Regions from separate parts of the Mus musculus genome. Here region 2 is linked to region 1. The links are chromatin loops, found by intact Hi-C in ENCODE. Cell type or tissue: heart. All regions are shown on one strand. Links, peaks and the distances in the headings refer to the core of each region. The heading gives the core; the rest is flanking DNA.

Region 1 (2,929 bases), core at 191-2,690:
GGAAATTACCTAATTCATTTATGAAGCCACAGTTACACTGATACCTAAACCACACAAAGACCCAACAAAGAGTACTTCAGACCGGTTTCCCGCATGAATATTAATGCAAAAATACTCAATAAAATTCAAACTGAATCCAAGAACACTTCAAAATTATCATTCATCAAGATCTACTAGGCTTCATCCCAGGGATGCAGGGGATGGTTCAATATATGGAAATCCATCAATGTAATACACTACATAAACAAACCCAAACAAAACAAAACAAAATACATGATTATTTCATTGGATGCTGAAAAAGTATTTGATAAAATTCAACACCCCTTCATGTTAAAAGTCTTGGACAGATCAGGGATTCAAGGCCCATACCTAAATATAGTAAAATAAAAAAAAATAGAGCAAAGCAGTAGCCAATATCATACTAAATGGAGAGAAACTTGAAACAATCCACTAAAACCAGGGAGTAGACAAGGCTGCCACTCTCTCCCTACTTATTCAATATAGTACTTGAAGTTCTAGCTAGAGCAATTAGACAACAAAAGGAGGTCAAAGGAATACGTCAAACTATTACTAATTGTAGATGATATGATAGGATATATAAGCCACCCAAAAATTCCAACTGAGAACTCCTAAACCTGATTTAAAAAAAAAAAAAAAAAAAAAAAACAGCAAAGTGGCTGGATATAAAATTAACTCAAAAAATAAAAATAAAATTAACTCTAACAAATCAGTAGCCTTCCTATACTCAAAGGATAAATGGGCTGAGAAAGAAATTAGGGAAACAACAACCTTCACAATAGTCATGTGTTTTCTTTGATTGGTTGATAAGTCTCAGGGAGCTCTGGGGGTACTGGTTAGTTCATTGTTCCTCCTATAGGGCTCCAAACCCCTTCAGTTGCTTGGATACATTCTCTAGCTCCTTCATTGGGGAATCTGTGCTCTGTCCAATGGATGGCTGTGAGCATCTACTTCTGTATTTGTAAGCTACTGGAGATCCTCTCAGGAGACAGCTATATCAGGCTTCTGTAAGCAAGCCCTCGTCGGCATATGTAATACTGGCTGGTTTTGGTGGTTGTTTATGAAATGGATCCCCAGGTGGGGCAGTTTCTGGATGGTCACTCCTTCAATCTCTGCTCTGAACTTTGTCTCTGTAACCCCTCCCATGGGTATTTTGTTCGCCCTTCTAAGAAAGATTGAAGTATTCACACTTTGGTCTTCCTTCTTCTCGAGTTTCATGTGTTTTGCAAAATTTATCTTGGGTACTCTGAGCTTCTGAGCTAATATCCATTTATCAGTGAGTGCATTATCATTTGTGTTCTTTTTTGACTGGGCAACCTTACTTAGGATGATATCCTCCAGATCCATCCATTTGTCTAAGAATTTCATAAATTCATTGTTTTTAATAGCTGCATAGTACTACATTGTGTAAATGTACCACATTTTCTGTATCCAATTCTCTGTTGAGGGACATCTGGGTTCTTTCCAGCTTCTGGCTATTATAAATAAGGCTGCTATGAACATAGTTGAGCAAGTATCCTTATCATATGTTAGAGCATCTACTGGGTATATGCCCAGTAGTGGTATTGCTGAATCTTCCAGTAGCACTATGTTAAATTTTCTGAGGAACCTCCAAACTGATTTCCAGAGTTGGTTGTACAATCTTGCAATCCCACCAGCAATGGAGGAGTGTTTCTGTTTCTCCACATCCTCACCAGTTATACCTGTTCAAGTGTGTTCTTTAATTCTTTAAGGGATTATTGTGTTTCCTCTTTAAGGGCTTCTACCTGTTTAGCTGTGTTCTGTATTTCTTTAAGGGAATTATTAATGTCCTTATTAAAATCTTTATTAGTATCATGAGATATGATTTTAAATCCAAATCTTGCTTTTCCGGTGTGTTGGGATATCCAGGACTCGCTGTGGTGTGAGTACTAGGTTCTGACGATGCCAAGTATTCTTTGTTTCTGTTGGTAAGATTTTTGCGTTTGATTTTTTGCCATCTGGTAATCTCTTGTGTTAGATATTCTTGCTGTCTCTGGCTGGAGCTTGTTCCTCCTGTGAGTCTATAAGCCTGTGTTAGCACTCATGGGAGACCAGCACTCTCCTGGCAAGACCAGGGCATAGAGGGCTGCAGAACAGCCCCACCTCCTGGTTGCAGATATATGCCTATAAGGCCCTGTCTCAGCTGTTCTGTAGCTGTTGCAGCCTGTGCACTCCTGAGTGGATCTGCCTTAGAGAGTCACTCAGAGTCTCCCCTGAATCCTGGGCATCAGAGCACTCACTCCCTGGAGGCTAGCAGGGAAGGAGAACAGAGGACTGAGGATTTGGTCTACCTCCTGGCTGCAGATGTAGCCCCATAGGACCCTGTCCCATCTCGAATTATTAGTATTAAGTTTATTGAGAGATTCTATCTCAAAGAACAAACATAAAGAGTGGATATTAAAAGACATCCTTAACATTTTACCTCGATGATCTTACCCACAGAAACAGGTACATACCCTTAAAATAGACACACAATAAAACAATATACAGAGATGCACAAGTGTATAGCTATTAGGATGAATAAAATTAAAGAGTAGCAAAACTCCAATCTGGATGTGAATGAAAGCTCCTAATACTTCATGTGCTGCCTTGGAAGCTAGAAAATATTTGTATTTTCAAGCATGCATAGTTTGGCCTTTTCTCAGCTTTTCTAAAATAAACTTAAGCATATGGCTCCATCTAGTGTGTAAATGGGAAGAAACACCCTGTTGAATTAAAAACATTTACAAATATAAAATTTTAACTCTATTCTTAGGCATTTTTCTTTATTTTAAATCTTTCTCAATAGCAACTAATGATTTTGTGGTAGAAAGATACAAAGGGATGGTTAAGTGAAATGAAATAAACATCTTTCTAAATGTTATTTTAATAGATAGTAGAATGGGCAGGA
Region 2 (2,929 bases), core at 132-2,631, 710 kb before region 1:
TTGGTGTTGTTATCTGTTGGGAAAAGTTAAGATCTTTATTTCTTATTGAATAAATTGAAAACAATGCTTTACAAATTCTATACTGTTCTGAGCCAGCAGTGGTCCACATCTCCAAAGTACTGTACTATTTCTATCAGTGCACTGTTCCATGAGTGCGTTCAACTCCCTCACTCCTGACTCATCACCTGATGTTTATGCCTTATCTCTTTCCGGCCGGTCCTTTTTCAGACTTGCTCACCTTTGGAAGTTCATTTCAAGTCTTACCTACTTCATACCTGGCTACAGCACAACTTTCCTTTACCCTCCAGCTATATGAATAATGACAGTCTTTTTTAATATTTTAAAGCTTAGACATTAGCTTGGCTAATTTTGGCCTACGTCCTGCCACGTGGTCAGTTCTACCTCTTTGCTCTGCTCTGTTCAAGTCCTAGCCCATGGTGACTCTACCACTTCTCAATTCTTCTCCCAGAGTCCCTATCTCTGGCCGGAAGTCCTGCCTTCCACTTCCGGCTCAGCTATTGTCCATCAGATCTTTATTTCATCCAATAGGCAAGTTAGGAAGGATAAATGTTTACAAAATATGAGGCCATGGGTAGGTAGTAGAAATAACAATACCAATATCCAGCTAGTGCTTAACTCTCTGCCAGCCAGTACTGAATTAACAATTGAATATAGAGAGACACGCCTTCACATAGTGTATCTTAACACCTGGAAGTTCTAGTATTCACAACTCCACTGTCTGAGGAAGGTATTATAACACATATACTGTTGTTATATAAATATGCTTATATACTGTCTAATATAGCTTTTGATTTCTTAACTTGTTAATCATTTCTTTTCAATAAAGCTGTATTTTTTAAGGTTATGGGCCATGCTATGATTATAAATTTGTATAGTATATTACATAGTATTAGGTAGGCAGACTGAGTTATTTTGGCTAGTTGCATAAAAAGCAATCCAACAAAGGTCAAAATAAATTTTTCTAGAAATCTAACTAGCCTGTAAATGGTGGAATAAAAGCATCATCAATTAGCATCATTGACACCTGTGAGTCTTTAAAAATAGTCCTCCTGTTTCAATCTCCAAGTCTAGCATGCTTTAGTCCTTTACAGTGTACTGTATACAGTCTGTGAAGAGAACATGTGCACTTTCAATTCCTATGTAACATTTCATTTTACTGATACTGACAAATACCCAGAGGTTTGGTGTGACTCATATAAAAACCAAACAGGTAAATTATATATTATTACATCTGGACAACTAAATTGAAGTGATTCTTCGTAAAGACAAACCCATAATTTATTTAATAGACTCTGTTTTGTGATGAATGTACAAATCCACACAAGAATTTTTCTCAAGTTTTACCACTAGATGTCAGCCCCTCACTATGGTGGTAATAATTTCTTTGAAGAACTCTATGAAGAATCTATATTTGTCAACGTCTGATGTCTGTCTTCTCTTTCTCTTGAAATCTTTCCTTCTTTGACCATCAGTCTACAAGGGACAGATCAATCACTTAATAAAAAACCAAATATCCACTGTAATCTATATAAAATTGACAAGGCTATTTAGATGATTTGAAGAAAAAGGCACATTATAACATTTAAGTATTCATATATATATATACAAATGTGAAAATAACACAAAAAACATTTATATACTTAGGGTGGAATTGGGATATTCAACCCTAATAATTTTGAGACCAATGAAATATTTTAAGTCTTGGTTTTAAAAGAGTTTTAAAGCATTTTTGTTTACTTTGGAATTATATGTTTATAGCAACACCCACTTTCATTTGTTGTTTTTTTTTTGTTTTGTTTTGTTTTGTTTTTTCTATGCACTGCCCATGGCATATTAACACACTTCTATGGACTCTGTCACTCACTAACTTCCATGAGGTGAGGTGAGGTGTCTGGATCTCCTTCCATTACTGAGACAAGTATAACGAATTTGTACTTTATGTTTCTTCTAGATGGTGGGCCATCTTAGGTCAACACATTTCTCAGGGCTCGTAGTGAAGGGATTTTCCTATCTCAGCATGTCCTGTAGCCAGGCTAGCGTGTGGTTTTGTTACCTACTCAGCAGGCACTTTTGTCCTTCCTATCTAGACCTTCTTTAGCACCTCTATGGGGGCAGAGGCTGGACGGGATGCTTATTTCCAAAGCTTCATAAATCAGCTTGAACATCCTAAAAACAATTCCATTCTTTTAACCATGAGCTTGTCTAGATGTTGATTCACTACGTGTGGGGAAGGTTTCATGGAGCCTTCAAGGTTAAGTTTTACTTGTGAAAGAATGAGCTATAAAGACTGATGAATAAACCTCTGCAAGCCCATGAGGATTACATACTATAATCTCACACACACACACACACACACACACACACACACACAAGTGTTATTGTATTTCTGAATTCTTCTGGTGATAGAGATGTGTGTGAAACATTGTAGGAAGACACAGAGCAACGAGGAGTAACTGTCTTTAAATTTTCCCAGGTTTATGACAGATATATTTTAAACCAAAATAGGAAGCATCTTCTAGAGAATGAAACCAACTTGAAGAAAAGTAGAGCTTTGAAAAAAAATCATAGCATTCCTGAATCACACAGTGTACTCTCTTGGCCTTGAATTTTTGAATCAATATCTACATACTTTTTTCTCTTCCTTGAAAAATAAGTTATAACCAGTGAGATAAGATCTTTAACAGGGGCATGTGAAGAACACTGCTAGCTAGCCTTTTTCTTTTTTGTTTGTTTTGGTTTGGTTTGGTTTTTTTGAGACAGGGTTTCTCTGTGTAGCCCTGGCTATCCTGGAACTCACTTTGTAGACCAGGCTGGCCTCGAATTCAGAAATCCTCCTGCCTCTGCCTCCCAAGTGCTGGGATTAAAGGTGTGGGCCAGATGCCCCTCAACAGAAGAATGGATACAGAAA

What was found. Peaks named below come from ENCODE experiments on the same cell type or tissue, not always from the same donor. Only the 100,000 strongest peaks of a DNase experiment are listed, where the experiment ranks them.
Region 2: a loop joins it to region 1, with 8 times the contacts of the local background. A loop is called at or near these places in 8 of 42 quality-filtered maps.

What each region holds. Positions count from the first base shown.
Region 1 is chr1:98,521,050-98,523,978 of GRCm38, forward strand. No RefSeq gene overlaps it. Among named protein-coding and RNA genes, the nearest start is that of Gm7967, 67 kb to the right of the region's middle. In heart, for the core only: no CTCF peak of the experiment used is centred there; no DNase peak of the experiment used is centred there.
Region 2 is chr1:97,808,323-97,811,251 of GRCm38, forward strand. No RefSeq gene overlaps it. Among named protein-coding and RNA genes, the nearest start is that of Gin1, 40 kb to the left of the region's middle. In heart, for the core only: a CTCF peak has its summit at 1,370 (motif pointing right); no DNase peak of the experiment used is centred there.